Linked DNA regions of Mus musculus: region 1 is linked to region 2. The links are chromatin loops, found by intact Hi-C in ENCODE. Cell type or tissue: left cerebral cortex. All regions are shown on one strand. Links, peaks and the distances in the headings refer to the core of each region. The heading gives the core; the rest is flanking DNA.

Region 1 (16,041 bases), core at 3,541-11,540, 57 kb before region 2:
TGGTTGTTGGGAATTGAACTCAGGACCTCTGCTTTCTCCGACTCAAATATTTGTTTATTATTATATGTAAGTACACTGTAGCTATCTTTGAGACACACCAGAAGAGGGTGTCAGATCTCATTATGGATGGTCATGAGCCACCACGTGGTTGCTGGGATTTGAACTCAGGACCTTCGGAAGAGCAATCAGTGCTTTTACCTGCTGAGCCATCTCACCAGCCTGCCACCTGTCTTCTTACTTTCCCACTTAACCCTAGGATGAAGACCCCCATTGTTGGCTTTGCCTTTCCTCACCTTAAAATTCCAGTCAAGAAGACACCTCATTAGTTTCCATCTTCTTGCTGTGTCCTCTTCCTCTCCCACTCCATCTCCTCTCCCTCCATCATCCTCCTTCTCTACCTCGCCAGGTCCTTTAGCAACAATTTCTTCAACACCATCAAATGCATCTAGCTGGCAGCCCTGCTGCTCTTCTCACCTGATGGCTCCTGTGTCACCACTTCCCTCCATCCTCAGCTTGGGCTCCTGTCAGCCCCAGTAGCCTTTCAGCTAGGCATACATCAGGATGACCTGCAAGTAGGGACATGGAGGGGGTACTTTTAAGGAAGTTCTCGCACTTTCTGTCAATTATTTTTAAGTTGATATATCTGAGAACTCATGGGAGCTTATATTACCCTCCGGACATGTGATCTGAGAAAGGCACAGACATCCCTCACTCCAAGCCAACTAGGGTGTAAAACCTTTATCATGCTAAATAAAATGATATCATCAGATTATTTAGGAGAGAGTTTTAGTAACATTAACTAACTTAAAGTCTCGAGCCTTCACTGTTTTTCTTGTTCCCTATGGATTTTGCTTCAGGCGAAAGCGGTCTATTTTTGGCACTTGTACCGTTCTAAATTCAGATGCTGAATAGAATGCTGTAGAAGGAAAAACAATAGTTTTGTTTAATGACCTTGGCTTTTTTATCTCTACCCTATCTGCAACAAAAGTTTAGTTTTGAAAGCTAAAGAAAGAGAATACCTTAGAGAAATGCCAACAATCAAAGCCACATTCATATCTACCTGAAATGTTTGCCTTATCCATCAAAGATACTTCACTTGGAGATGTTTAACAAATACAATCCAGGCTTCTTGAACAATTACAGTTATGGAAACAGTAGACATTGGCAGAGGGCTCCTGTTTCTCCGTCTCCCTTTATAAGCTCTGACAATGACATCTCACATTGTGATGGCATCTTCATCACAATTAACAAAACAATTAATGCTCCTGTCTTAGTCATGGGTCATGTTTTATTCAGGTTTTCTCAGCTTCTAAAAGGTATCAGTCTGGACTGCATCCAGGGTGCCACATTACACCCGCTATCTTATTTCCTTGTCTATTTTTGGCTGTGATATTTCCTTAAACTTCTTTTTTCTTTATGACCTTCCCAAACTAGAGTAGTACTGGTAAGGCACTTTGTCAAATGTCCTTTTGTTGGCATTTCTCTACAGCTTTTCTTATGATTTGTTGGGATATATAGATTTGGGGAGAAAGACCCCAGGGGTAAAGTGCTACTGTCACGATACAGGCTGTGTTTGATCAGCGGCGACGTGCCCACTCTGCTGGGATAGTGTTGTGAAGTGTTATCCATAAAGGTATTCTAAAGGTATTGCTGAGGTTGACGATGATAAGACCCATTCTAGAGCTTGTGGTCTAGAACCACAAGAAGAACCATTGAAATATCTGAGTAAAGTTACATTCATATTGTTGGTTTTTACACATCATTGCCATGCTTTCTATGACCAGCAGTTTTTGAAGACTAATTTAGATGTTTAAAGACAATGTCCTGTTGAGCACCTGACCTACATCGGCTTCAAACACACAGTAACCTTGTTTCTGTGTCTCAAGAGCTGGGATTCTAGTATGCAACACTACACCCAACTCAAGAATTACAAGCTAATATGTTTATATGAGGTAAATTCATACAATTTTTAAGAAGACAAATCCCTTTTTAACAAATGATAAAATATGAATTCTAATTTTGCTAATAACTTTATGTTACAAAATATTTACTTCTTCTTAGTAACAGGCAATACTGCTGTAGTTGTTTGCTGCTTGGAAAGTTTCCAGTGATAAAGGTTGTGAATTTGTTGTTGTTGTTGCTTTTATAAGATCAGTGGAAGCGTCAGAATTTATTATTAGGAACCTCTGTAGTCAACAAAATTAATAGAAAATTATAGTTTTTTTTAAAAAAAATTATTTGGGTTTTTTTTAGAGCCAGGGTCTCCCTAAATAGTCTAGACTGGCCTTGACTTCATGACCCTCCTGCCCAGGTCGGGTTCTCAGATGCTCAGATTATAGGGCAGGGGTTGTCAAGACTGGCTCGGAACTCTGATTTTATGTTAACCCTTTAAACCTTATTTTGTAAAAAAGTTAGGAAACAGGCTTGATGCACATACAGAAGACACAGAGGCAGCCACACATTTTATTAGTCTCTTCATCTATCAAGAGTTATCACTGTAGTTGACCAATGCATAGTTTTAGAAAATCACCATGAGGACCTGATGTTACTGATTTATTTTTATCATAACCAATTAGAAAACATTATATTGAGTCTATAGATTGACCTTAAAAGTGAATATTCACATAAAATATTTCAGTAACTTCTCCCATGAAGGACAATTTTAAGCTGACATCACCCTTTTTAAGGACATTTAGAATTAGCTCACTGTTTGTCAGATATTACTTTTGTTGGTTGTATTGCATGGAAGGTTTCTCCACATATTGAACAAACAATTTCTGTCTTTTAAAAGTTCTGTTGAAATGTGTAAAATGAACATGATCAGGAGACGCCAGATGAGGGGCATCACTTCTTACCACCCCTTGTGAATCAACATTTGACTCAAATTATCAATTTTAATTTAAAAATTGTGATGTGATCAAATAACTAATAAAAATACCATTTTGACAAACAGGTTGTGATGTGGGTGTCAGTTTGTAGCTCTGGCTGGAACTTACTCTGTAGACCAGGCTGGCTTTGAACTTGTGGCAATCCTGCCTCTGCCCTCTCAGTGTAAGACTATGGGCATGCGCTACCGTACCCAGAGAAAAAGTGTAATGAAATCACCTCTTCTGCTTTCAGGTTGTCATGTTTTGCTGTAAAAATCTGGATTAAGCAGCACGACTCTAAAGGAAAGTTTAAAAAGTATAATTTCAGTTGTTCAGATAAGTCTTATAAAGCTTTTTTAAAACATATGTCAAAGATATTGGGAAATAAATTATTTTAACAGCTGAATAACAAACACTTTTACAAATTAGAAGAATCTTCATTTTTTTTTTAATTAGAAGAATCTTTACTGTTAATAAATTCTCAGCTGAGATCTGACACCCTTGATAAGAGAGTCTTACTATACTGGCTGGTTTTGTATGTTAATGTCACTTGAGACTAGTTAGAGTCATCAGAGAGGAAGGAGCCTCTATTAAGAAAATGCCTCCATGAGATCCGGCTATAAGACATTTTCTCAATTAGTGATCAATGGGGAGGGTCTAGCCCATGGCGGGTGGAGTCATCCCTGGGCTGGTGGCCGGGTCCTACAAGAAAGCAGGCCTAGCAAGCCAGTAAACACACCCCTCCATGGCCTCTTCATCAGCTCCTGGCTTCAGGTTCCAGTTATGCCTGAGTTCCTGTCTTGACTTCCACAAATAATGAACTATGATCTGGAGATGTAAGCCAAATAAACCTTTTCCTCCCCAACATACATTTTGGTCATGATGGGTTTTGTTGTTGTTGGTGGTGGTGGTTTTTTTTTTTTTTCTTTTTCTTTTTTTCTTTTCAGCAATAGAAACCTTAGCTAAGACACTTACATAGGTTATTATAACTTTCAATTCAGGAGGAATTCAAAGAGTTGACTGCTGTGCTATTTACTTTCAGCTGCCAACTTGATACAGCCTAGACTTGACACCTTGGAAGAGAGTCTAAATGAGGAGTTATTTAGATCCGGTTGGCCTGTAGGCATATGCCTGTGAGGGCATTGCTTTAACTATTAATTGGTGTAAGGCCATTGTGGGCATCGGTATTCCCTAGGCAAAGAGAGGAGAAAGCTAGCTGGGAGCAAGCAAGGATTTGTCTATTCTTTTTGGCTCCTGACTGAGGAGGTCACATGACTCCCTGCCTTGAATTCTCCAAAACTGTGGTCTGTGACTTGGAACTGTAAGGCATATAGGCTCTTTGTAAGTTGCTTTTGACAAACATCAGGGTGTTTGTCACAGCACAGAAATAGACCTAGAACAAATGCTATTGTTATAAAATTTCTATTGTTTGAGTATCAGAAAAAGCTTCTGAAATACACATATAAGTAAAATATGGGTGATAATAATGGCCTATATATTTTTTTATCAACCCAAAATAAGTAACATTTAAACACTGATGAAGCAATGATAAAAAGCTATCCTCACTTACTGTGGTGGTTTGATTGAGACATGTTGCCCATCGTCTTTCACACTGGAACAACTTGGTTCCAGTTGGTGGCACTGTTTCCTGAGGCTGAGGTGGTGTGACCTTGTTGAAGGAAGTATGTCACTGAGGACAGGATTTGAGATTGAAAAGCTCGGACACTTTCAGCTTGCCATCTCTGCTCAAGCTCCTACCTTATCACCCATCCCTACCCTTGTCACCATGCCTCCCTTCCACCATCATAGATGTGGACTCTCTCTTCTCTAAGTTCCCTTGCTCATGGTGTTTTATCACAGCAACAGGAAAGTAACTAAGACACTGACTTTAACTGTCCCTGCTCTTCTAAGAGAAATTCCAACAAAGTGTTCAGTTTTCTATTTAATAGCATTTAATAAAGGTTTTTAGCATGTTGTTTTGTCAAAACATTTGCGTATATAAACATTATAGCCACTTTATAATAGTTGCAGTAGCAGCTCAGTCTGAAAGAATTTTTTTTTACCATCTAGAACTCCATGCTCATAAAAATAGAAAAAAACATATTAAACTTTAGGTTATATACATATTTGTTGCATAGAAATGTGTGAGGATGATAAATAAAAATCCCATGAGTACAGAAATATATTATAAAATTCAGTTCTGGGGGTAGGTGTGAAGGGAGTGGATTGAAAGTACAGGCTCAAATAGAAAGGATGAGAAACTTCACCGTAAGAAGCTCTTTTCTAAGCATCTTTAAATGGATGATGGTGGGTACCAAAATTATATGGTATTTAAATCTATGGGTTAGTATTTTAAAAGTGATAGATGAGAGTACATTATATATCAAAAAGTCTACCACATTTAAATTTACAACAAAGCGTTTATGTATTACAGTAAACATGTGTGGGAGGGACATGTTTTTCTGAAACTGTTTTTAGAGGCCGTAGAGGCAGGAACTGGAGAGTATCCAGTATGGGTACCACTTCTTTCCAAATACTTTTCATTTCTTTGTTTCTTGTTTCTGTTATTAGATGCATCAGGCAACCAACTAACTCATCAACCCAATTCTGATTAAATTCAGTTGTCTTCTAGCATACTGGGACTCCCTGCTAGTACACACACACACACACACACACACACACACACACACACATTCACACACACGCACATACACACATACACGCACACACACACTCGCACACACACACACACACACACACACACACACACACACACACACACACAGACAGACAGAGAGAGAGAAACAGACAGACAGACAGACAGACAGAGACACAGAGATAAAGACAGAGAGAGAAAGACACACAGAGAGAGAGAGACAGACAGACAGAAAGACAGAGAACAAAGGGAAATGAAATGTAGTGCCTCTTAAACATTACTATAAGCCATGCAGTCACCTTTAATTGATCATTATTCACTAGAAGTGAGAATCAATGTCTGAAGTAGACATATACAACATAACCATTACCTGCTTAGCCAGTTTACAATTCAAGATTATTAGTCATGTGGCTTGCACATAAAAATTAGAGGATCGGACTCTACTAACTCAATGCCAAGTAGTCTATGGATGTATTTTGAAAACCATATCAATCTACAACGAGAGGTTTTTGTTTTACATTTTATTACATTTTATTTAGGCATGCATGCCGCCTATGTGTGTATGCATGTGCCACAGTGTGTATGTGGAGGTCAAAGAACAATTTTGTGGAGTCACATCCCTCCTCCAATCTTTTCTGTGGGTTCAGGTCGTTGGGTTTGAGTGGTGCATTCTTTACTGAGTGAGTGACCTCAAACCCCACCAGGGTGCTGTTTTGATTGACATGTATTAGGGAGGGCCAGCTTCCTACAGGTAAGTTGTTAGAAAGGTTTAATAGCCTTTTCAGAAAATAATCCATATTCTTAGATAAGACTTCCCAATTGTAGTGGTAGATAAGAAAAAAATAGTGACATTTTCTTAAAAGTAGGATGCAATTTGGAATCTGAAACTGTATCAATGAACTTTTCAGAATTCTATCATGTTGAAATTTCCTGGTCTGTCTTCTGCTCTGGGTGTTTTAACTGTGGGTGTCTTAACAGGGAGGGGCATTTGGGGTGTCAGCTCACTGCGTTGTGTAGATCTTCAAAGTGTTGGTATAGATCTTCAAAGTGTTGGTATATTTATTCATTAAACTGTAATATTTGTTATTATTTCTTCTAATGTCATCAGAAGAGTTCTGTCAGGTCTGTGGTGACAGATGTGCCTGTCTACAGTCCCGGTTCTTTTGGAGAGCCTGAGGTTTAGCATTGGCAGCGAATGCTATCAGTCTTTCCTTAAAGTGGCATCTCACTTGGTTCGTTGCTGGGAAAGAGTCTTCCAACTAAGATATCAAAATGAACAGGGCTCTTACCTTATTCAGATATAGGTTCTATTCTTGGTAAAAAAATGACCAGATTAGAGCATACCTCAATCTTATGATGGCTTTTCCTTGAGAAAAACCATCAGACCTTGGCAATCACCAGGAGGAATTTTCTGTGTATGTTCCAATTTGTCGAGCAGTATGCTTGAAAATTCTGCTCAACGACTGGTATTTGCTTAATAAAATTAATATTTGCATTGCTGAACCAAGGAAATTTAAAAACGGACATCTTCTGTCCTTTCCTCGCCACCGCCAGTGAACGGTTATGAAGGACAGCCTGATAAGACTTCGCAGGACGCTGACCACTGAACTTTCGTGGCGCTGCCCTTAGTTTCCCTAAGTGTTGCCTGTCTTTGTGCTTGGGACACAAAACAGGCAAACAGCATCAAAGCAAAAGCTTTGAGCTTTAGACTATTCTAAAAGGGGCCCTCGTGCCCATGCTTTTCTGTATTAAAGATGCTACCAAGGAGGCGAGCCAATCTCCGGCAAACTTTATTCTGATGTTGGCATCTGCTCTGTACTAAAGCCCCTCTACTCTCACCCCCTACTCCTCACCTCCGACTCCATCATCCATCAGGTGAGAAGTTACTTGCATTCATTTCCTTAGGACAATCTCTTTTTTTGTGTGACCCCTCCCCCTCTTTCCCCTACTTCCTCTTCTCCCTCCCTCTACACCTCCTCCCGCAACTTTTCTCCCTCTTCTCTCCACATCTCATTTTCTTTGATGTATTTTTTTTATCATGCTAACACAGGATGTCATCTTCCTTAACATCTTAAAGGGTAGAATATAGCCCTGTTATCTATCAAAACAAACTCTACAGAGGTGGATCATCTTTTTCAACGGAGATTTTAAACCCATGAATGGCAATTCCTTCTGCTCCTCCCATTAGCCTCTAGGGACTACCTTCAATCTATTTTATTCTTGTTTTTTTATGAGTTGACTCCTTTAAATGCCTCATAAAAGAAGTTTGTTTTCTTCTGTGGCTGGCTATTTTAACTTAGCATAATGTCATCCAGGTTCATGCATTTTATTAAAGAGATTAAAGGATTTCTATTCCTTTAAAGGCAAGATTACCTTTGGACCTAATAAATTCTGTGGAGATTCTTTTATATAATTTAAAATAACAAATGGCTATTTGATGTCAGTAATAGACGTTACTTTAGCACACATGATTTTTAAAAGACTTGTGGACATATATGTACACTACATGTGTGCAAGTGCCTGTTCGGACCAGAAGAGGGCATCAGATTGCCTGGAACTGCAGTTACAGAAAACTGTAGGGTTGTAGGTCCAGTTAGATCTGCCAGTGGGACACAGCTGGGCTGCAGGGAAGTGCTGAGACACTGCTCTGGGGTGGGAAAGTGCAGTCTGAGATGTGGGAAAGCCAGAGCTGGATGGGGGTTGGGGGATCCACGGCCGGGTCCATAGGGTTCTCAGACCCTTGGACATCCAGGCGCCACTGGGAGTCTTGGAGGAGCAAAGAAAATAGTCAGGATAGTCTATCCTTTCATCTTAGCTCCAAACTTTGTCTCTGTAACTCCTTACATGGGTATTTTGTTCCCTATTCTAAGGAGGAATGAAGTATCCACCCATTGGTCTTCCCTCTTCTTGATATTCTTGTGTTTTGCAATTTGTATCTTGGGAGACTACCCCACCCGGGGATCCATCCCATAATCAGCCACCAAACCCAGGCACTATTGCACAATGCCAGAAAGATTTTGCTGAAGGGACCCTGTTATAGCTGTCTCGTATGAGGCTATGCCAGTGCCTGGCAAATACAGAAGTGGATGCTCACAGTCAGCTATTGGATGGAACACAGGGCCCCCAATGGAGAAGCTAGAGAAAGCACCCAAGGAGCTGAAGGGGTCTGCAACCCTATAGGTAGAACAACAATATGAACTAACCAATACCCCCAGGGCTCGTATCTCTAGCTGCATATGTAGCAGAAGATGGCCTAGCTGGCCATCACTGGAAAGAGAGGCCCCTTGGTATTGCAAGCTTTACATGCTCCAGTACAGGGGAATGCCAGGGCCAAGAAGTGGGAGTGGGTGGGTAGGGGATCAGGGCTGGGGGATGGTATAGGGAACTTTTGGAATAGCATTTGAAATGTATATAAAGAAAATATCTAGTAAAATAAAAAATAAAGTAGTCAGGAGTCTGAGGGCTAGGGACAGCATCTAGCTTGAGGATGGGGGAGTGGGAGATGGGGGTGGGGCTGGGGGAGAGGGGAGCTCTGGTTTGTCCCATGGGGATAATTGTCCTTGACTTGGTGTCAGTTGTAGCTGGGAACACAGAGTGGCCTTCTAAGGGAGATTAGGCTCAGGCTTTGTAGGCGAATGCCTTCTCCATGGCTCCCCATAGTGGATCTTGATGAAAAGAGGCAGTCCACACTTCCAAATAGTTTATTGTCATGGTAGAAAATGGATTCGTAAAATTATACAAACCCCCACCCCTCACTTCTCAAGGTGAGCTTGAGATTAAACACTTTTTGCAGGGAGGAATGTCTGGGAAGGGAAGCTTATTAGCTAAGCCCTCCAGGCCTCTAGGTACCTCATTAGCATGGAGAACTCTGTCTTGGGCCTACGTGACTGTGGTCACATCTCTTTTATGTGAGAAGCATGGCACATGTTTCAAGTCAGGAGTCTGGCAGGGAGGTGGGAGTCACTGAAGCCTTGAGTCTCTGGGTCTCGACCTGTTCTACCTTACCAAACTTCCTGGCATGGTTTTACATCCCACTACTGTTAGCTGTCCTATGGGTGCCGGGACCTGAACTTGGGTCTTCTATAAGAGTAGGAAATGCTCCTAACTGCTGAGCCATCCACTACAGTCCCTAGCATGCATAATTAAAAAATATATATTAAAAAAAACGCCCTACTTCATCTTAATTACATTGTGCCTGTTCCAGGCTGTTAGTGAGCTCGGAGAGTAAAAGTGAAGCCAGTGATTTGCTAATTGCATTAAACATTTATGAATTCTTAGCCCGTTTCTTCCTAGATGATTGACAACCATCAGTGGATCAGCTCTGGCTCTCCGTGAATGTTTGATCTGCTGTAGTTCAGCAAGTAGAGCCTGTAGGAGACATGGTGGTATGGTGTTCAGAGGAGCCAAGCCTTTAATGTACTTGCTGGCTAGTCATCATGATGTAGGTGGCTGCTGAATTTTCTCAGGGATGTTGAGTGTGGGTTTCAGTGGGAGCTTTGGGGGCAGATCATGCAGACCTTGTAGGAGTCTCCTTAGCAACGAGGCTGGAATTAACACCTGCTTGGTCATTCTCAGTACAACAGTGCACTTGTTGCTACGAAGGTTTGCAGGGGGTGAAGTGGTGTGGGGTGTGTGTCTAAATTAGGATCCCTTTGGCCTCCAAGTCTTAGTGTTCATTTCACTAGCCCCCAGTCTCTGAACGACTGCTTAGGAAGACCATTTGCCTATTTATACAAACCACAGTGAGGGGCTTTTTCTAAAGCTCATGAAACCCAATTGTAAAACTTCATTTGTAATACATCTTTGCAAAGAAATCCTTCTTAGGTAGATCGAGAGTTTATAGGGTGTGAAACTTAAACAATTTCAGGTCCTTCTTTAACAACAAATAGAAAAGTACAATGATCTTGTTTAAAATCAATGACTTTACCTCTACAAAGTACGCCAGTCTGGGCAGTTCAGAACTTCTCCAGGCAACTAACTAGAAATGGCTACAGAGAAATGTTCCTGAAGGAACATGACTGAGTTTCTTGGACACCACAGTCTGGCAGCTGGGACTCCTCATTTCCAGATGGGCAAAGTGTGGGTCATTATCTCCACAGTAGACTCATCTTGACCTTGGGAGAATTCTTGGTTCCAGACTAGGCTACTTCTCAAATCTTGTTGGAGAAAATGGCTTGGCTATTTTCAAATGACCCTGAATTATTCCTGGGGTTTGTTGAAGTGGTGAAGACACCGTGATTCTTTCCCTTCATGGAACGATGCCAAATGACACTACAAAACCTCTACAGTTATATTTAATATAATCTAAAATTATACTTAAGCATTACTAGGTATGCGGATGTCTCAGAGGCACAAATGTCATCTTTCTCTGGAAGAACATTCTAGTCGTGAAGAGAGAATACTATAAATTCTGCAACTTTAATTCCTAGTTCTCATTAATTTTCTTTTAAAAAGAGATCCGCCCCCAAAGACAATTTGGAAGGCAATATTTTCATAAGCTTACTGGATATGACATAATTCATTATCCCCAATGTTACAACTATTCTGTTAGCAGATTTATATTCTAAGAAAAGGGCAAATCCCTATCCATATGTTTCTGATCTTTAGAAGCCTAAGATTAAAAATGATTTTAGTTAAGAAAATACTAAAGACCCATAAGAATTGTGGGAGAATTTTACTCATTTTATCTGCCAAGGTTATTTAGAAATATCCTCTATCCTGGTATTGTTACTACCATAAATTACAAAATACACGTGAGTGAATAGAAAGGTGATAAAATGGTTTCCAAAAAGTTTGTGGTTCAAAATGTATTTATATTTTATAAATAGCACAGGTATCAGATGAAATGTTCCCACAAGGTGAATATGTCTGTAATCCATGAGCTAAACCAACACTGGAGTGATGGAAGTGGCTGTTATCACCAGCATAGAATCAGTACTAACCACATGTCTTTGAACCAAACATTCAGTCCTTTATTTTACTCATGTGCAACAGAGGATCATTACAAATATCTTGCCAAATGAGTGGTTTAACTTGATTCTGTCATGATCTAATCATAGGATCCTCTATGTTTGCCCCTTGATAAAGTATATTTTAATATAGTGGAATAAAGATCTCTATTAGTTTTTATGTTGCTGTGATGTAATATATGAAGAAACCAAGGTAAAAAACCAAAAAAACCCCAGGATGTATGGTGTACAGGTGCAGTCCATCGTGGCAGGCAAGGCATGTGAGGTAGCTGGTCACACTGCATATGCTGTCAGGAAGCAGACAGAAGGTTTGTTCTTAAGTTCCTTCCTTGGCTTCTCTCGGTGATGGACTGTAACATTTAAGTCTAACAAACTTCTTTATCCCCAGCTTGCTTTTCCTCGTAGCGTTTACCATAGCAACAGAAAAGTACCTACATTCATGTGGTGCCCTACGTCGTGGAATGATGCCAGCTACGTTCAGTATAACCCTCCCTTTTCTGTTAAACCTCCAAGGAGCCATCTTCACAGAGATGCTTAGAGGTTTGTATTCCAGGCAATCCCAAAGCCCATCAAGTAGCTGACCCAGACTGACTCACACGTTCCCTTAATGTAAGACTTGACATCCAAACAAATAACTTTTGAACTCTAATTATCCATTTCAGATCTTCCAAAAGCTATTGCTCATCTCATAATGCAAAATTGGTTTATTCTTTAAAGTCCTGAAAGCTTTACCAGTCCCAAGACAGTTCAAAAACGTAAGTGCAGTTTCTTCTGAGTCTCAGGAATCTCTTAGCTGTGAGCCCCTGTCAAGAAGACAATTTATGTACTGATAACATACAGCTGGCAGGAGTTAGCATGCCCATGCTCAAAGGAGGAACATAGGCATAACAGAGAGACATTCAGTGAAGACAAGAACCAATTCTGCAGCTCATGGGGCTCATGATAGGATTGCTCAGGTTCCAACAGCCTTGAGGAGCCTCACTACTTCAGCCCTACAACCTGTAGACATGTGTGTGACCTCTCTCTTGAGCTGGATCCACTTTCCTAGGTAAATTTCCCATGGCCCTGGGATTTCTAACAGCCTGGTGTCTCTGTTTTCTCTTAGGCTATGTTTCTCCAGCTCTGTGCAATTGTCTCCCAGGGCCTGCTTGCAGAAAATGCAACCTTGCTCTGCATCGTTGGAGCTCAGTGGCTTTCTGGGACTTGAATGCAAACCTCTAAAACTCCCTCATGCTTGCATTCTTCATGGCTGCAAAATAAGTACTACATGAATAATACTGCCAAGTTCTGATGCTGGCTTGAGATGTGGTCTGTACTTCTTGGACTACAGCTAAAGTGGACATTCTGTGCCTTCAAGGGTAACACGTCTCTTGGTGGCCATTCTGGAGTAGGGCAGTAGAGTTAGGTTCTCACCCATCGAAAGTAACGTATCTTAAACCTGCTTTAGAAGAGTTCTGTATGCAGAGTCACATTTAGATTTAGGGCTGAGCTGGATGTGATTGTTGGCAATTACTCACTTCTAAGCTTCCTTCTGCTTTGCCCTAGATTGCAGGAGTCAGAGACCTGGGAATTGAATGTAGAATTCTGGATGTCGCTGATGGTCTATCAGAAAGATGTGCTTGCCTTTGGAGGAGAAAGGAGCTTTCCCCTTGAGCAGCAGTGGTGGCTACTTGATGTCCTAGGCAGTCCTAGTGCTTCACATTGCAGTGTGTCATCTGTTTGGGGGCTGCTGAGTACCTATGGCACTGACGGCACTTTCCTGGAGATGTCTTAACTTCTGGATGGCAGCAATGGCAGCTTCATGATCTCAGAATTAGAGTCGCAGAATTGTGCCTGGAAGTCTTGAGCCCTGACTTCATTTCTGTAACCTTTATGATTATGTTGTAGGCCTGGAGTTTTATATACTCAGTACCTTTGACTGATATACTTTATGAGGTTCTCTTTTTTATTATTTATTTATTTATTTTATTAGATATTTTTTTATATACATTTCAAATGCTATCCCGAAAGTTCCCTATACCCTCCCTCCGCCCTGCTCCCCTACCCACCCACTCCCACTTCTTGGCCCTGGCATTCCCCTGTACTGGGCATATAAAGTTTGCAAGACCAAGGGGCCTCTCTTCCCAGTGATGGTCGACTAGGCCATCTTCTGATACATATGCAGCTAGAGACACGAGATCTGGGAATACTGGCTAGTTTATCTTGTTTTTCCACTTACAGGGTTGCAGACCTCTTCAGCTCCTTGGGTGCTTTCTCTAGCTTCTCCATTGGGTGCCCTGTGTTCCATCCTATAGCTGACTGTGAGCATCCACTTCTTTATTTGCCAGGCACTGGCATAGCCTCATACAAGACAGCTATAACAGGGTCCCTTCAGCAAAATCTTTCTGGCATATGCAATAGTGTCTGGGTTTGGTGGCTGATTATGGGATGGATCCCCAGGTAGGGTAGTCTCTGGATAGTCCATCCTTTCGTCTTAGCTCCAAACTTTGTCTCTGTAATGCCTTTCATGGGTATTTTGTTCCCTATTCTAAGGAGGAATGATGTATCCACCCATTTGTCTTCCCTCTTCTTGATTTTCTTGTGTTTTGCAAATTGTATCTTGGGTGTTCTATGTTTCTGGGCTAATGTCCACTTATCAGTGAGTGCATATCTAATAACTTCTTTTGTGATTGGGTTACCTCACTAAGGATATTCTCCAGATACATCCATTTGTCCAAGAATTTCACAAATCCATTGTTTTTAATAGCTGAGTAGTACTCCATTGTGTAAATGTACCACATTTTCTGTATCCATTCTTCTGTTGAGGGACATCTGGGTTCTTTCCAGCTTCTGGCTATTATAAATAAGGCTGCTATGAACATAGTGGAGCATGTGTTGTTATTACCAGTTGGAACTTCTTCTGGGTATATGCCCAGGAGAGGTATTGCTGGATCTTCCGGTAGTAAAAAAGTTATTTTGCCTGTTTTGTTTTTGGTTTTTGTTTTTTTCGAGACAGGGTTTCTCTGTATCGCCCTGGATGTCCTGGAACTCACTTTGTAGACCAGGCTGGCCTCAAACTCAGAAATCTGCCTGCCTCTGCCTCCCGAGTGCTGGGATTAAAGGCATGTGCCACCGCCCGGCTCCTTCTGAGGTTCTCAACTTTGACTGATGTAAGTCCTGTTTTGTTAAGGGAGAAAGGCCAGTTTTGGTGTGTGTGTGTGTGTGTGTGTGTGTGTGTGTGTGTGTGTGTGTTTGTTATGTTATCTCAATGAATGTTCCAGAAAGAATTATCCTCTTAATAAACTATAAGTTTAAGAAAACAACATTATTAGGTGGGGCATGGTGGCTCAGGCCTTTAATCCCAGCATTAGGGGGACAGAGGCTGGCAGATTTCTGTGAGTTCAAGGCCAGCCTGGTCTACATAGTGAGTTCTAGAACAGTTAGTGCTATATGGTGATTGCCTGTCTTAAAACAAAACAAAACAAAACACCTCCCAATCAAATAAACAAATAAAATTTCAAAAACCCAAACAAACAGGAACAAAACAAGCATTATTCATAATCTCTTCTGCTAAGAGGTACCTTAGAATTGGGACCTTCAGCACAGTTCTGGCTGACGATTGTCTTCTGACCTAGCCTCCAGCCATGATTAGTTTTTATCAATCTGACACAAATCTAGACATAAGAGGTAATCTTGCTCAGTTGAGGAATTGCCTCCTTCAGATAGTCCTGTGGGACATTTTCTTCATATCTAATTGATGTAGGAGGGTTTAGCCCACTGTGGGCAGTGTCATCCCTTAGTAGCTCTGGGCTATATAAGAAAGGTAGCAGAGGAAGCAGTGGAGAACAAACCGGTGAGCACTGTGTATGCACAGTTCCTGTCTCCAGGTTCCTGCCCCAAGCTCCTGTCATGACTTCCCTTTGTAGTCAACTGTAACCCAGAAGCAAAAAAATAAAACAGTAAGAGCAAGAACATCATCAACAACACTACCCTTTCTTCTATCAAGAGGCTTTTGGGCATGGTGTTTATCAGTGCAACAAAGAAGCTAACTAGAGCACACCCTCCTTACCACACTGAATGTTTAAGTTACTGTCTCCCTCTTTTACATGGGTCCTCCATGTTTTAGAGGGAATGAAAATGAAATCCTGTCTTGAGTAGCAAAGCTCAGTGAATTAAACATGAGCTTCAAAAGACTAAAGTTTGGACCTCCCCTTTACCTTGTAAAAGCAAAGCAAAGCGAAGCGAAGCGAAGCAAAGCAAAGCAAAGCAAAGCAAAGCAAAGCAAAGCAAAGCAAAGCAAAGCAAAGCAAAGCAAAGCAAAGCAAAGCAAAGCAAAGCAAAAGCAAAGCAACAAAAACCGGTGTTCTAACCCATTAAGCTCTACAGCCAGAGCTTCTGTAGAGCTTTTTATCCACATGTGTGAGTTCTAATGCAAGATCAACCCTGTCAGTCCTGAGTTTGAATACCTTAGATTCCAGTTTCTTTTCCTCTCCAGCCATTCTCATCCAGGTGTGGCCCCCACCTTCTCTTCTCCCCCACCCCACTCCATTCCACTGTCTTAATTAGGGTC
Region 2 (16,041 bases), core at 5,204-13,203:
AGTCTAAAATAGTGTTATTTATAACCTAATATAATGCTACTATCTACAGTACTCTTATTTATGGTCATGTGGTTTGTGGTGTCTGTATCAGACATGTATAGGTCTTTGAGGTGGTTCTTTCCTCCTGGAAGCCATCTGTAGACTGTAGACTAGGTGTCTGGCTATGTTGTTATAGCAGAGAAAATTAACCAGACCCAGGGTGTCTTCCTGCAGCTCACAGGCTGAGCCCACATGGCTGGCTGGCTGTTCATACCTCTGCTGCAGCACTTGCCAGACAGTTGAAAAGATTAGTGTGATTAACTTCTCAGATACATCAAGCCCACAAGGAAAGAGCAGGGGCTGATTCACTGTTATTCAAAAACACAGCTCTCATCTGCACGGAAGAAGATATAGATTATTCTAGGGGCAAAGAAAGTAATCAATCAAGGCACTTTCAAAATGCATGGATGGAAACAACAGGTTGGCAGGTAATGGCAAAACAAGGAAACCTCTGCTACTGTTTGTCTGCTACTTGTGTGGAGGAGGAGAAGGTGGTTGGTCTGTGAGTTGGTGAAAGCCGGTGTTCTGTTTGACTATTACAAAAAGCTTTACCCAGTAATAACTAGTAAACATGTTTGCTTGGCCAAACATGTAGGTGCTCAATAAATGCCTATTAGTGGGCTAAAGATGGTCCTGGATAATTCGGCTTGCAACATTCCAGGTCCCCATAATCACAAAAATTCTGATCAGCCTTGTAGAATCTTTAACATGGGCATAGGTTTTTTCCATAGGAACTTCAGTTCACACCACCTTGTATCCATCACCCAGCCATGGGGACTGGCAGATAAACAGCTGCAGGGAGCACAGCACACTGCTCTAGCTGACTATCGCTTTGAGCAAGCTTGGCAGGGGCCCCTTTAGGAAAGAGAGGTTTTTTGTCCTTTCTGGCAATGTCCAGGAAGGCTCCAGATGGGTATACAATGTGAACTGTGCAAAGAGCCAGGCTATGGGCTGGCAGGAGGCCTCGTGCAGGGACCCACAGGGAGGCAACTGTGCCAGAGGAGGAGACAGTGAGCTGGATGGATAGACTGCAGGGTGATAAGGCATGAGACAAAGGGTGGACAGACAAACATCTGAAAAGAATGCAATGCTTCTGTTGTTGCTTCTTACATGATAGGACTCTTTCTCCCTTCCTTCCTTCCTTCCTTCCTTCCTTCCTTCCTTCCTTCCTTCCTTCCTTCCTTCCTTTCTCCCTCTCTCCCTCTCTCCCTCCCTCCCTCCCTCCCTCCCTCCCTCCCTCCCTCCCTCCCTCCCTCCCTTCCTTCCTTCCTTCCTTCCTTCCTTCCTTCCTTGAGTTTGCAGGGAGAAGTGCCAAAGGCTTTTCAAAAAGCTAGATTGTGTAGACTTTTATAGATGAGAACTAAGAAAAATTTGCTACTCTTCTATCTGCTGTATGAGCATAACAGGTTATTGGTATCATTAGAAATTGCTCCTTTGGTGATGATCAAAACTTCCAAGTCCTACCAATAGCTTCACAAACGCCTAAGGCTATGCTTGGATTATGCATAGACACTCGCCAACAGCTTGGCAAGGCCTGTCTTTTGTTTCCCTTTCATCATACTAAATGAAAGTGATCAGTTGTGTGTTTGGATCCTGGAAAAATGGGAATGTCCTGAGTTTTCCAGCCTGGTGGATGTAAGCTTTAGACATCTCTGTTCTCCCTGACAACCTCAACTGTTATGCTGTTGCTCCGGAGGGTCATCAGTGCCCTACTCCTCTGGAGTGGGGCACAGCCTACCAGAAGATTGCTTATGACAATAGATGTGGTTTGAATAAGAATGTCCCCAATAGGCTCATATATTTGAATGCATAGTCACCAGGGATTGGAACTATTTGAAACGATTAGAAGGATTAGGAGACCTTGTTAGAGTAGGTGTGGCCTTGTGTATCATTAGATCTAGGCTCTCTTTCTTTACCTGCATCTGAACAGATGCAGAGACAGTAGGTTTCAGTGAAACTGATCCTTCAGGCAAATAAACGTGGGCAGTATGAGTTACAAAAGCCCCTTCCTACTACTATGCCTTAGTCACTATTCTATTGCTGTGAAGAGGCACCATTACCATGGCAACCAACTCTTAAGAGAAAAACATTTAATTGGGCCTTGCTTACATTCAGAAGTTTAGTCAGAGGTTTAGTCTATTATCATTGTGGCAGGAAGCATGACTGCACGCAGGCAGACATGGTGCTGGAGAGGAAGTTGAGGATTCTACATCAGGATTGACAGGCAGCAGGAGGAGAAAATGAGCCAGAGGGCCCACCGAGGACTTCTGAAATGTCAAAGCCGACCCTCAGTGACACACGTCCTCCAATAAGGTCACAATGACTCCAAGGCCACAGGGCCTAATCCTTCCAAATAGTGCCACTTCTGAGAACTTATGGGGGCATTATCATGCAAACCTCCACAGAATCAGAGCCTTACTAAGTAAGTTGTTGTGCCCTGAGGAAGTAGTGTGTACAACATTACCCAGTTTACTTGACCACAGGGCCCCTCACCTTCAGACAATGAGCAGAATGCTGCAGAGTTGGCACCTAGATAGCCCCAGAAAATGAGAGATAGGAGTTTCCGTTCCAATCCAGCTCTAGTCTGGAAGTCACCGGGCTAGGAGCAGTAGTGACCATAACCCAGACCACTTATAGGAGGAATAGAAGTGCACAATTGAGTAGAAACCTTGCTTGGTGGAAAGGTTCACTATTATAATTATAATACTATATATAGTATATAATGTTTAATATACTTACTATAATTATATTATATATTGTTATATATTATAGTATATATAATTATATATAATATATGACATATGCTATGTAGTATTATATGTGTAATGTATTATATATTACATGAAATATATAATTATAATAAACACATATAATTATACATATAATTATAATATTATAATAGCTAAATATACTCTTAGTTAATGACCCAACAATCTTTACCCTGGGTATTGGCCTAAAGGTATTAAAAACATACTCAGTAATAGTTTACAATCAAATAGTTACAATAGTTTACTCATCAATATCAACTAAAAAGAATGCAAATTTCCATCGGCGAGGAGGGGGTAATCAATGTGTAGTATGAGGCTATTGTGTATTATTACCTAAAATATCCCAGCACTTGGGAGGCAGAGGCAGGCAAATTTCTGAGTTTGAGACCAGACTGGTCTACAGACTGAGTTTCAGGATAGCCAGGGCTATACAGAGAAACCCTGTCTCAAAAAAATATGTATGTATGTATGTATGTATGTATGTATATTCACACATGTGCCAATGTGGGTGACCCTAAATGCATCTTGATGCCTGACAGAGTCCAGAGCCCAAAGGACACTTGCTATATACTATATATCCCTGTTTACGACATTCTGGAGAAGATGAACCTACAGTGTCAGAAAACATCAGTTTTGCCAGTGATTGGCAGAGGCAGAGAGAGGGGGTGACCTTAAGGGGCAGCAAAGGGAATTTCTGGCTTTGATGAAACTGCTTTGTATTATGAGGGGCACATGGGTAGAACTCCATATAGCTAACTCAGTTCTATCCTATGAAAAACTTTAAGAATAAAAATTTTCTTTTTTTTCCTTTTATTAATCATTCCAGTTGTTTACACCTCAACTGATATCCCACTTCCCGGTTACCCCTCCACAAACCTCTCATTCCACATCTGCCTCTCTCTGCTCCTCTTTGCTTCTGTGAGGGTGCTCCTCCACCCACCCTCTCCTGCTCCACCACTCCAGCATTCCCCTACGCTGGGGCATCGAACCTCTACAAGACCAAGGGCCTCCCCTTCCATTGCTGTCAGGCAAAGCCATCCTCTGCTACATATGTATCTGGAGTCTTGGGTCCCTCCCTGTACACTCCTTGGTTGGTGGTCTAGTCCCTGGGGGTACTGGGTGGTCAGGCCAGCTGACGTTGCTCTTCCCATGGGATGCAATCCTCCTTCGATCGTCCAGTCCTTCCAGCAGCTCACCTACCAGGGTCCCTGAACTCAGTCTGATGGTTGTCTCCAAGAATAAAAAATGTTAAATTGTTATGAAACATATGACAGCTTCAGAGGTGAAGAGAGCTAGACCTTCTTCTGGCAGAGTAAATAGTAAAGGAAATAAGTTATATAAATTTAGGTTATGTCAAATTTGAATAATTACAAGGAAAAAAATACACAGCATAGAATTCACAAAACCTGGGCACATTTTGTATACTGTAATTAAAATAAAACATGCCAGTTTTTTCCTAGACTTCCCAGTGTTTTTCAAATCCTACAAGATCAGATATTTACTGAGTATCATTTTTATGATCAAAAAGCTCTTTCTAGTGCATGGATTACAATCACATCCCCTCGTTAGCCACAGAGAATCCAAGGGGGGAATTTTAAAGTTCTATTTACTTGATCTTTTTAGTTGGCTTTCTTTTTCTGTAAAGATTTCTCAAATCAAAGAACAAGTCTAAGCCCTTTGTCATTCAAAAGGTTTTTTTGTATTGAAATCCCATGAAGCGACTTTGTTGTGTTTCGTTTAAATGGTGGTACTTTTTAAAGGTAAACGCTTATTGATCAGAGCGCCACATCCCTGAGAAATCAAACTCAGCCTGCTTTCAAAGAGACTTAAATCAATTTATTCAGATGGACACACTTCTGCAGATTCAAGAGCAAAATAAAAGCCCGGCTTATTTTGCGTTCGTGAATACTTGGGAGAAAATGGGCTTCTTTAATGCAGCCTTTCCTGGGGGCCTGGGGGATGATTGTAAGAAGAGACTGAAACCATAGCATGATGGGTTCTCATTGTACTAAGGAGATCTGTTAAGGAGGGTGAGGGTGCGGGGGCATGCGCAGTCCTGCAGTTACTCAACACGTGCTTCCCAATGATATTTTACTCCAGCCCTTGAGCCTCACAATGACAGCGAAATGAACATTCTCTAGAGTTGCAGGACCCAGCCTGTGTTGTATCGGCAAATACAGATCTCCCAGGAATAACCATTTCCATTCCGATGGGGAAAAGTACTGCTGAGTCTAAGCTGCCTGTCAACTTATCCCATAAGGTTGTGTAATGAAGAAGAAGAAGAAGAAGAAGAAGAAGAAGAAGAAGAAGAAGAAGAAGAAGAAGAAGAAGAAGAAGAAGAAGAAGAAGAAAAGCAATCTCATTCAACAATATTTTTTATTTTTTACAGACAGAATAAGGGAACATATGAAAGCTACTTTTTTATGTCACCTGCCTATTTTTTGACTTTGAGCGTTAAAGTGGGTTCCAAAAATAATTTATTTTTTTTTTTAAATATTAAGATTCTGTGTCATCCAGGAGAACAAGTTCATCTGAAAACAGCTGAGGAAAGCTCATCTGAACTCCCAGAGACTGAAGCAGCAACCACGGGGCCTACACAGGCCTGCGCCAGGTCCTCTGCATATACATAATAGCTTTCAGTTCCATACGTTATGAGACTCCTGAGTGTGTGAAGATGGGTCTTTAATTCTTGTAAACCTCTTGGGACTCGTTCATTTTTCCTTTGGCATGTTTTGTTCAACAAAATGATGGGGTTTCTTTTTTGTCTTATCTTATATTTTATTCTATTATGTTTTGTTGTTATCTCGTAGAAGCCTGTTCTTTTTCTCATGAGAGACAAAAAGGGAGTGGATCCAGATGGGAATGGAGCTGGGAGAAACGGAGGAGTAGAGGGAGGGGAAACTGTAATCATATTATGTTGTATTAGAAACGGGGTAAAGGAAATTTAATAAAAAAGGGAGAAGGAAAAAATAGCCGGGTGGGAAGGGAAGGAGTGGATCTGGGAAGAGAGGAGAAAATATAATCAAAACTTATTGTCGAAAGCCTCCAAGAACTAATTAAACATAGATACGTGTGTGAGTGAGTGTGTGTGTGTGCGCGCGAGCGTGTGAATGTGTGTTATGTGTGTATAGAATATTCCGTGTTGTTGAAATTATGCCCTGAGCTAAGAGTGTAAAAATGAGAAGAGAAGCATCCAGAGACCTTCCCAACGCTGGGGGCTCCAGGACAGACTCTTAGGAGGCAAGTGTCTAAGCCCCACCCCCAGCAGTGACCACACCCCTCTCCTGCAGCTCTGGGGTTCTCCCCATCAAACCTGTGTGTCTACGAAGAATTGCTAACATGACTGACTCTCTACAACCTTGTTCTAAACATCACATCTGACCTCTCCCCCCCCCCCCCCATTGGGTGTTTATTCTGTGCTAAACACTGCTAGCACTTCCCACGGAGGTACGTATTGGGAATGGCAGGAGCAATGCAAAAAACACAGTCTGCATTCAGAAACCCACATCCCTTGTCCAGGGTGAACAGCTTGAAGAAACAAAAACAAAAACAAAAACAAAAACAAAAACAAAACAACGGTGTCTACCTGCTCAAGGAGGACGAAACACGGAGGACGAAGGGATGTTGATTACATGAAGATGGAAATGAGAGAGAAATAAATAGGAAAACAGAAATATTATAAGACCCCCATTTCAAAACCAGCAGGACATATCCTTTTGTCACCTGTGTGGCCATCAGGACTCAGTGACCTTGAGAAGTCACATCCATCTTTGGCTCTTCCATCTTTCTAGGATGTAGTGGATGGCCCATCTGAGAGCCCAGTTCCACATCAGATCCAATAAAGCCACCTTGTCCTTGAGTCACGGCAATGAAGCTTCTCCTTGCTGTAGGTTGCTCACTGGTTGCCACTGAGCCAGGCAGCCTCTTGCTGGCATGTTGAGCCATGCAGTCCAGGAGACAAGGCTCCAGTGGGAAGGCAGAGCAGCTGAACGTTGTTCCCAGTAGGCCCCAAGCTGCCGTAGTTCTGATTCCCACACTCCTCCTGGCAGTTCCTGTTTGAGAGATTCTATCCAATGTCAGGCTCTATGGACACTCTATCTCCATACTACTCAGGAACTAAAGAGAAAGCTCATGAATTTGAAATCTACTTACTAGGCAAATGACATATGGATTTGTAGATACACCACCAACAACAACAACAAAATTATGCAATATTTTATTGATTTATTGGGAATTTTGTACAACATATTTTGATCATATCCGTGCCCTCTAGCTCCTCCCAGGTCCACCCCTACCTCCCCACACATCCCTCAACTTCATGTGCTTAAAAAAAAAATCAACCCATCAACTCCAATTTGTCCTGCCCCGTTTGGGTATGAGGCCATTCACTGGACTATGGTCCACCTACCAGTAGTCTCATCTTCAGAAGATGTCAACCATCAACATCAGTTAGGGATGGAGGCCAATGAGCTCTTCCCCTCTTCAGGCTGGAATGTTGGCTGACCTGAGTCTGACTTCAGGTATCCTGTCATGTCCCAAAGACGCTCTTTCAATTCAGTCCTGTCCAACCTCTTGCTCTTATAATCTTTCTAACCTGCACCCCCCTCCACCCCCTGCTTCTGCAATGGTCCCTGAGCCCGGAGGTGTGACATATATATCCTCTTTGTGTTTGAGCACTGCCACTGCCACTCTCTGCATTTTGATTAGCTGTGAGTTTCTGCTGTCACCGCCATCTGCTGCACCAAGAAGCCCCTCTGAGGAGGTCTGAGAACGGCACTCTGTGGGTCCTAAGATCCCCTTTAAGGTGTGCCACCAGTGACATAGATAAATGAGCAAGATTTTGTTTGTTTGTTTGTTTGCTTGTTTGTTTTTGGCAATTGAGCCTTCATTGACCTATAAAACCCAAATCACAGGAGACCAGCCATGCAATAAGAGCATTAATAACCCAGAGCTATTAGATAAAATTTGCTTCTTTCTGAATGAAGGAAACAACTATGAATGTTTTTTTCATCCTTGGGCAAACTGCCTAGCTCCAAACATACGTGTTTTGCGAATATTCTCTGGGCAAAACTGAAAGTGTCTTCTTTACTAGAATACCAGGGTGGAATGAGCTCAGGCAAGATGGTTGCTGGACAGTGCAGCTCATTCTTACAGTCAAAGGCTACGTATGAAAAAATCCCCAAAGGCCCCATGAAGTTGGCCTGGCCAACTTCAGAGTTCCTTCTTTCCACTCAGAAACTGTGAAAATTCTTTTCCTATAAAATACAGTCCACGAGCTGCTAGTTTTTTCCTTAAGAGCCAGAGGCAGAGGCAAACAGACTTTAGCTCCATCCTCCTGACTCTACTGGTCTCCTCTGACCACAGTCCACTTCAGTTAGCCCTCCCTGGCTTGCCACTAACCTGTTTCGGGGCAGACACACTCTCCTGGTTACTGGAGATGAACATGAATTTACCATGTCTTCAGGCCAGCTGAAGCAGGTCAGTCTCAGGGGATGGTAGCCTAGCAACCATTAAATCTTCAGGCCTATTATACAGGCACCTTCTCCTTGGAGTCACCTGACCCCTTTCTTCCACAGCCTGAAAGGTCTGTGTGGTGGGGAAGCTGGAAAGGGCCTTAGTCTCAGTTTGAGTGTGTGTGTGTGTGTGTGTGTGTGTGTGTGTGTGTGTGTGTGTTAGAGCAGAAGATGGATGAAGATAGAGGTGGGGAACCTGACCACTAAATCAGCTTTACCATCTCCCAGATCAAACATACTGAAGAATCTATTGGCTGAAATTGGGCTAAGTACTGCTTCAGAAAACATCAGAAGGGCACCCTCTTCCATCTCAGCAGAAATAGCTGCTCTTAGAATTTAAACCACTCCCAAGAACATCTTCCAATGTCTACAGAACTGATCTTTACAGAGCACCTAGAAGCAGCAGTTTTCAACTTGTGGATCAAATGACCCTTCACAGAGATTGCCTACCCTATAACCTTCAGATATTTACATTACAACCATAGCAGTAGCAAAATTACAGTTATGAAGTGGTAATGAAAATAATGTTATGGTTGGGATGTCACCACAATAGAAGGAAGTATATTAAAGGGTCTCATTGGAAAGGCTGAGAACCACTGACCTGGAGTGTCCAGGCATGGTGTTGCCAATGTTATTTTATTGAAGACATCAATTGTATTCATTCTGATGCTACTGATGAGAAAGCTGATAGGCAGAGCAGCCAAGTAACCTGCTTTAAGTCACACAGCTTATAACGAGTTCTGTTTTTTTTCCAACAGCCAGTGGTGCAGGCAACAGCTTTGACCTCTGCACTCTGCCAGCTTTGCCTGTTTCAGTGGCATTAAAGGAAGCAATACGAAAGTGATCTCAGAAGCAACCATGCGGGTGATCTAAAGCGATGTTAGGGAAACTTCCTCTGTACATCACAAGCTACCGAGAAAAACATCTCCCGTTGATTTGCCACCATCCTCAGACCTGATTTTTACAGGAGTAAAAAGCCATAAATGCCCATTAAATGAATTAGTGGATGATCACATTCTAAATGAATGAGCTTTTAGATACAGTTGTGAGGTGTCTTCTCAAAACGAGCTCCCACTTCTTTTAACTCGTTTAAAGTCATTTTCCTTTATGCTCCTGGGAAAGTCAGCGTCTCCACCTAGCCACTGAGAAAAATCTCACCACCCACATGTGTGACTCTATGACTCTATCTCTCCAGTTTCCTGGGAAGAGGTGTGTGTGCTTAAAAACAAACGACCAAAGAGAAGAAAAGCAAATATTTCATTTACTGGGAATTGAGCTATGATGACAGCACTGTAGCCTCTATTGTGGTTCATAGACTTACTTGCATGGCCTATCTGTTATTTATACAGACATGCACATGAGTTTAAACACACACACTACATTATCAATAAAGTATACATAATGATCACAGACATTTGCATATGTTCATTTTAAACATCAATTAAGATACTTTGCACGAGGGGGTGTGGGTTATTAAAAATGGACATGTGGGAGGAGGATACAGAAAAAGTGAGAGAGGAGCCACCTGCTCTCTGAACTGCCCTGGTCAGCCTGACAGGAAGCAGTGCAGTCAGCCACAGCTGGAAGGGAAGCGCCTCTGGAGCAAAGCCACCGCTTCCACCAGCCAGCAGCAATGGGAACTCAGCCCAGGTTGGCAGCCAGCTCAGTCCACATCCACACTGGCAAGCGAAGCCAGGAGAGAATCAGTTAATCACTTTAACGGAATTGATGTGCTGCCTACACCTCCCCTTGGAGTCCCAGAGAAGCAGTCGAGCATCCCGGTTTTTCCTGCTTGTGGTCCGATCTGCTGTGACAGGTATAGGTGTCAGAAATTGTCAGTGCTGGATGAAGGCAGTCTGTTCTGAGTAACAGAGAACCAAACCTAATCTCTCCAGCCGCTTAGTTTTGAGGATGACGCAGAAGAACCCTGACCCCAAGGGAAGGGAGCAGATGGATGGGAAAGGACATTCCTCACCATCTGGGCAATCTATGTGTGGAAAACTGGTAGGTAACTGTAGTGACATCCTTCCCAAAGTTGCGTATGGCCAAGACCTGTAAGCATCCCAGGAGAACAATGGGAAAAACACTTAGGGAGTTCTATCATTGCTCCTCTTATAAAGGTGAATGAACGAAATGTTCAAGAAAGGTCTCCTTGTGGGTGAGCCTCACCACCCATTGAATGTTCTCTCAGACAGGCCCTGACACAGAAGCACCAGCTCTTAGGAGTAACTGAAAGTTTCCTGCTAGTAACCTTTGTTAGACCCAGTTCTACCCACAATAGTTTACATAAAAATGAAGCAACAAAGGAACCCCCGGGAGACCGTTTGCTTTGAAGCACAAATGTAAACGGTCTGGTTTCAGCACCCTCAGATTGCTTTCTGTGCAGAAAAGGGCTAAACAATCACTGCCTGGGTCACTGGCAAGGTGACATTCCTGGAATTACTCCTTAGACTGTAGGAGACGCCAGGCACAACCGCTGTTATTTGGGAGAATGTTCTTGTAAACCCTTTCTTCCTCTCTGACTGCACAGCCTTCTCTCAAGCTCATGACCACAGCTGTGTGGGCATCTCCAGATGACACGAGGGAGCTGGTCCTCCCATAGCACTTATCTGTGATCCACTGTGGTTAACTGACATTTTGTAGAGTTCTTTCCCTCTCCCTGTAGGTGAACCATCAGCTCAGGTTCCTTTCTGTACTTGTGTGTGTGTGTTTGTGGGTCTGTTTCTATATGTGTGGCAGCTGCTTGTGCACAACTGTGAACCCATGTGTGAAAGTTGGAGAACAACCTCAGAGACTTTCCTCCAGTAGCAGCTGTTTTGTCTTGAGACAAGGCCACTTAGAACTCCCTGATGCTGCTGGGCTGCCCGACTAGGAAGCCCCAGGACTCTCTTTCCAGCTCCCAAGCTCTGGCATTACGAACATGGACCATTATGCCTAACTTATTTTTTAAAATGTGAGTTCAGGATATGGAATTTAGGTCCTCCTACTCGCAAAGTGAGTACTTCATCAGCTGAGCTCTTTGCCCAACCCTATCTTATCTGTGACATCATTTCTCATCTGGACCTTTAGCTTGCTAAGTAAGTCTTTGCTCACTAGTAGCAATGAGAGACTATAGCCACAGAAATCCTTCTGTTTCCTCTACTACATACAAGTTGTAGAAGAGTTGAAGCATAATCCTGCCCCATATAAGACAGACCAGGAGCAAGAAAAGCAACCAGCTCATGACAGGCATGACACAGAAGACTTGCTTTTAACTTCCCCAGGGTTGTTCACTGTTTGGGTGCCACAAAAAATTGATAAGCTGTTCCCTAATTATTTATTTAATCATCTATCTATCTATCTATCTATCTATCTATCTATCTATCTCTTTACCCTTGTGACTCTCTAGCCACCTGTCCTGGAAAAATTATCTCCTGATTAAAAATTTCTTTGCTGATTCATGAAGTAGAAATAAAAGTAGTATGGAACCTGTAGCCTTTGTGCGCATGTGCACACGTGCATCTCTGTGTGTGTGTGTGTTTCCAAGTGGTTTATGCTGTTTATTGACTTAAAATTATTCCATAAGTCAATGTGATCATTCTTCAATATATCTAATGATTTTGAATCCAAGGAAAGATGTCCCTCCCAAATCTGAGACCTGGTGAGATTCTTCCATGTAAAGGGGAACCTGAGAATCCTCGGAGAATCTCGTTAAGCCATGCAGTCATCCATCTCCTACTGCTCAGAAGGACACAGTAAGTACCAGCCACTGTAGCCCCATATGCTATGTTACCTAGGGAGTAGGCTACCATTTTCTTGAACCTCTGAGCTTGGGACCCTGAGAGTGCCACAGGAGAGGAGGCCTCCATGTAAGCAAGTAAGACTGCAGAAAGCTGCTTGTACCCATGTCTCCATGTCAGGTGAACAAGGAGATAATAAACTTCCGTGCCGCTGACTTTTTCTAAGTGGCAGGGCTTGAGAACCTCAAAGATCTTTCCCCAGAGACACTCGGATCACTTTCCATCGCACGATACCAGGCTGTTCCTGGATGCTCCGTAAGTGAGTAACAAGTTCTGAATCCAAAACTCATTTTTACAAAGTCACCACTGAAAAATTCAGAAGAGCATCTTACCCTGCATAAATCCAGCCAGGAGCTTCTTTGGAGCAAAACTGATTGACAGCCAAGTGTTGTCTGATTTGGTAGAGTGTCTGGGTCCTTTATACTAAAGCTTGCATTTTCAAAAACATGAGCTTGTTTTTCTCAAAATGGAGACATTTTAATGCTAAATACATACGTAGATGAAATAAATGAAAAGGCAAGATATTTTTGGTAAGACTTTAGCAAGGGGGAGTTGCCTCTGGATGTCTCATAAGTAGTGGTAACTTTGCTGCATATTTTTCTGGATTTTTTCTACCCATTGATAGAACTCTAAACATGCATTTTCTTTGATGCCTCAAACTATTCAGCAAGAGCATGCTCACTAAATGCCCAACCAGTTTAAATGTAATCAGATTTGCTGTGTACAAATTTGTTGAAGGGTGTACATTCCTTCAACTAATGGTCAGGTACTTTAAAAAAAATACTGAGTTTTGCTGCTCTTTCCTGCTCTGTTCTGTTCTCTCTTCTGTTTGTTTTCCCCTCCCCCACTAGAATAGAATCCAGTTGTATGGCAGAAGTAGTCTCACTTAACATCCCTGGAAAGAAGACAGGCTCCTGGCCTAATATATTCTTTGGCTCTGTGCATGTTATTGTCTCCATCTCACAGTAATGCCACTGTCCCTCAAGGATGGGCTTCTTTGTTGGATTGGCCAAGGCCCGTGTGATGGTTATTCTTTGGTTGTCACTTTGACTACATCTGGAATTATTTAAAATCCCCAAATGGAGGGTACACCTATAAGGGATTTTTGCTTAATTTAAAATAGGAGGAGCCACTTCTGTATCTTTGAGGTAGGAAGACACACCTTTAATCTTGATCCAAATGGAGGGTACACCTATAAGGGATTTTTGCTTAATTTAAAATAGGAGGAGCCACTTCTGTATCTTTGAGGTAGGAAGACACACCTTTAATCTTGATCCTTTGAGCTGGGAAAAACCCCACCTCTAATCTGAGTCACACCTTCTGCTGGAAGTCTATCTTGGGATATGGAAGATGGAAGCTTTTCATCTTTCCCTGCTTGCTCTCCCCTAGATAGCAAGTCAATTCTCTCACCGGCATTAGAGCCTACTTTGGGATTCCAGAGTCTACTGCAGACCAGTTCAGACCTCCAGACTCACAAACTGAGCAACTGCTGGATTCTTGGACTTTCCATTCATAGCCAGCCATTGTTGTATTAGCCTGTATGCCATTATAATGAACCCCTATTCTATATAAATATAGGAGATTCATTCTATAAGTTCTGTTACTCTAGAGAACCCTGACTAATACAACTTTGAAGGATGCCACTGACAAAGCAGAGTCTTCTTGACTTTAGCCAGCTGCACCCCTCTGAGACTGCATGCTCCCTTGTATCCAGCCAAAACTCCACTGCGGGGACATGTTGCCTGCCATGCAGCCAGACTAGCAGATCCACCAGCCATCAGCTGTGTATTCATGGCTCACAGATGTGCACAGACATAGATTGGCAACACTCCTGGTTTTGCTTCATGCAGGTTTATCTCCTTCTTGCTACGGAGGTGCTACTCTTTAGGGCATGCCCATTGACATGCTAGAGGTACGTGAGAATGAATGAAGGTTATGGACCCTCTAGCCCAGTCTCACCACCACCACAGTTGCTCAGCTTTTGAGACAATGGTGCTGCTGCAGACTCCTAATTTGCATGGAGGAAGTTGAATGTTATTCTTCAGCTTTCTCTTCGTGATCCTCTGCAGTTTTGCTCAAACTTTCCTCATCCCTGCATATACACAAATACCTAAGACCAGTTGAGACCAAAATAAGGAACTCAAGCAGGCAAAGGGGGCGTCAATCACGTTAAAATAAGATTCCTGTTACATACGTGATTCTAACTCCCACTCGATTTTATATACTCTACATTTATCTCCAGAACTGTCCTTAACTATTTAAAGCATGCTTGTTTCCCAAATAAACTCAGCCAGCGTCAGAACACCCACTTTACAGTTGTGTGAAACCATGTAGCCATGTACATCAACCAGATGCACCAGGATCCCAGGCAACAGGGCATAAAAGTCCTTTATTTTTCTTCTCACAGGCAAAGATACTTTCTGAATAGACAGAAGAGTTCTCAAAATGTCTGACTTCATCTACGTGGGTCATGGGGGCTAAAATACGAAAGGATCTCCCTGTGGCGGGAGATGTTGCAGAGAAGGTCCACAAATTTTCCATGCAGAATAGAGCCAAGATCTGCCAGTGTCTAAGGGGCTTTAGCTGTTAAATAAGCCAATTGAGAAATCTAAGCAAAAGGCCTGCAAAGCACGGATAGCAACATCTATGATCGGTCTCTGAGAAAGAGGGGTCAGGAGATACTAAGCTCAATTTCATCAGCAGAGCTGAAGGAAAAGGCATGAGCCCACAGCCCAATGGGAGCCCTGTCATGGCCCTGCTTGCTGACAGACAGACTGGGCTGGTGGCAGAAGCTTTCTCTGGCTGTCAGATCATTTTCAAAAACAGCAATTCCTGTCATGCTAATAGCTCAGCCTATAATTAGGTGTATTTATCTATGTCCCTGTGATCTGTCCCTTGTTTTCCATGCTTGATTTCCTTTAAGAACAAATAATCCCTATGAATTATTCTTTTCCAGAGTGGCAAGTGGGAGGAAAGGAGAGAAGAAGAGGGGGAAAGAAGGAGGAGAGGTAGAGAGGGAGGGAGGAGAGGGAGGGAGAGAGATATTATAAAATGGTCTAAATTCAGTGTCCTGGGCAATTAGGAGACAGTGGGTGGCCAACTGGGCTTTGAGCAGCATCATTATCCATGTCAGTGAGATGCCTAGGAAGTGCCTTCCTCCAGGAAACTGAAGCAAAAATATCACCCCTCATATTCGCTCATTTTCCAGGAACTCTGAGGGACCAGTCAGCTATTGCCCAGTGTGCTCTTTCCCAGGAAATACTGCTGTACCCAATGCATGTACTGCCTCCAAACTCCAGCATCCCCACTGAATCTTTAAACCATCCACACAAAAACAGGAGAGCACCCCCACAGACTTTATATAAGTTGTTATGATCTACTCCTGATAGGAAACAGGAATTTCCTATTTCCATTGGAAATGGGAGTTTCCAGAACTTCCATTCCATTGCAATGCTGCATATTCTGTGACTGCAAGATCTCATTTCATACTCATAAAGACCTCAAACGCAAATACTGTCATGTTCCCACCTTCCAGTTAAGAACAGGTGTTCAGCATGGTTAAGATAGCAGCCATCTTGATTTGCTGTGCACAGAGCCTACTGTCCTAGTCTTAGTTCTTGATAACTCCAGAGCAGGCTGCCTCTTCTAACTGAAACAGGAAGATGCTTGCACTGATAAACAGAACTGTTGGAATATTTCTGCCAGTTCTTTCTCCTCTCATCATACATTGTACTCTGCTTTCTGTTGCTCTGAGAAAAGCAACTTGTTATAGGTAACATAGACCATTGGCTGAGAGAAACCAAAACAATGACTAAAGGAATGAGTCCTAGGCAGAAACCATGGAACAACGCTGCTTACCAGTTATTATCTATTCATGCCAGTTTTAGCCCAGGCCCAACTGCCTAGGGAATGGTGCCACCTACACTGGACTGGGCCCTCATA

Evidence for each region. A loop is a pair of places that touch in the nucleus more often than their neighbours do. Peaks named below come from ENCODE experiments on the same cell type or tissue, not always from the same donor. Only the 100,000 strongest peaks of a DNase experiment are listed, where the experiment ranks them.
Region 1: a loop joins it to region 2, with 2.7 times the contacts of the local background. A loop is called at or near these places in 3 of 42 quality-filtered maps.

Annotation. Positions count from the first base shown.
Region 1 is chr3:54,924,732-54,940,772 of GRCm38, forward strand. The region is part of intron 2 of Gm31358 (a long non-coding RNA gene); the gene reads left to right. Among named protein-coding and RNA genes, the nearest start is that of Gm31358, 17 kb to the left of the region's middle. In left cerebral cortex, for the core only: a CTCF peak has its summit at 8,053 (motif pointing right); a DNase peak (open chromatin) is centred at 10,031.
Region 2 is chr3:54,979,591-54,995,631 of GRCm38, forward strand. No RefSeq gene overlaps it. Among named protein-coding and RNA genes, the nearest start is that of Ccna1, 67 kb to the right of the region's middle. In left cerebral cortex, for the core only: no CTCF peak of the experiment used is centred there; DNase peaks (open chromatin) are centred at 9,471, 9,978 and 12,467.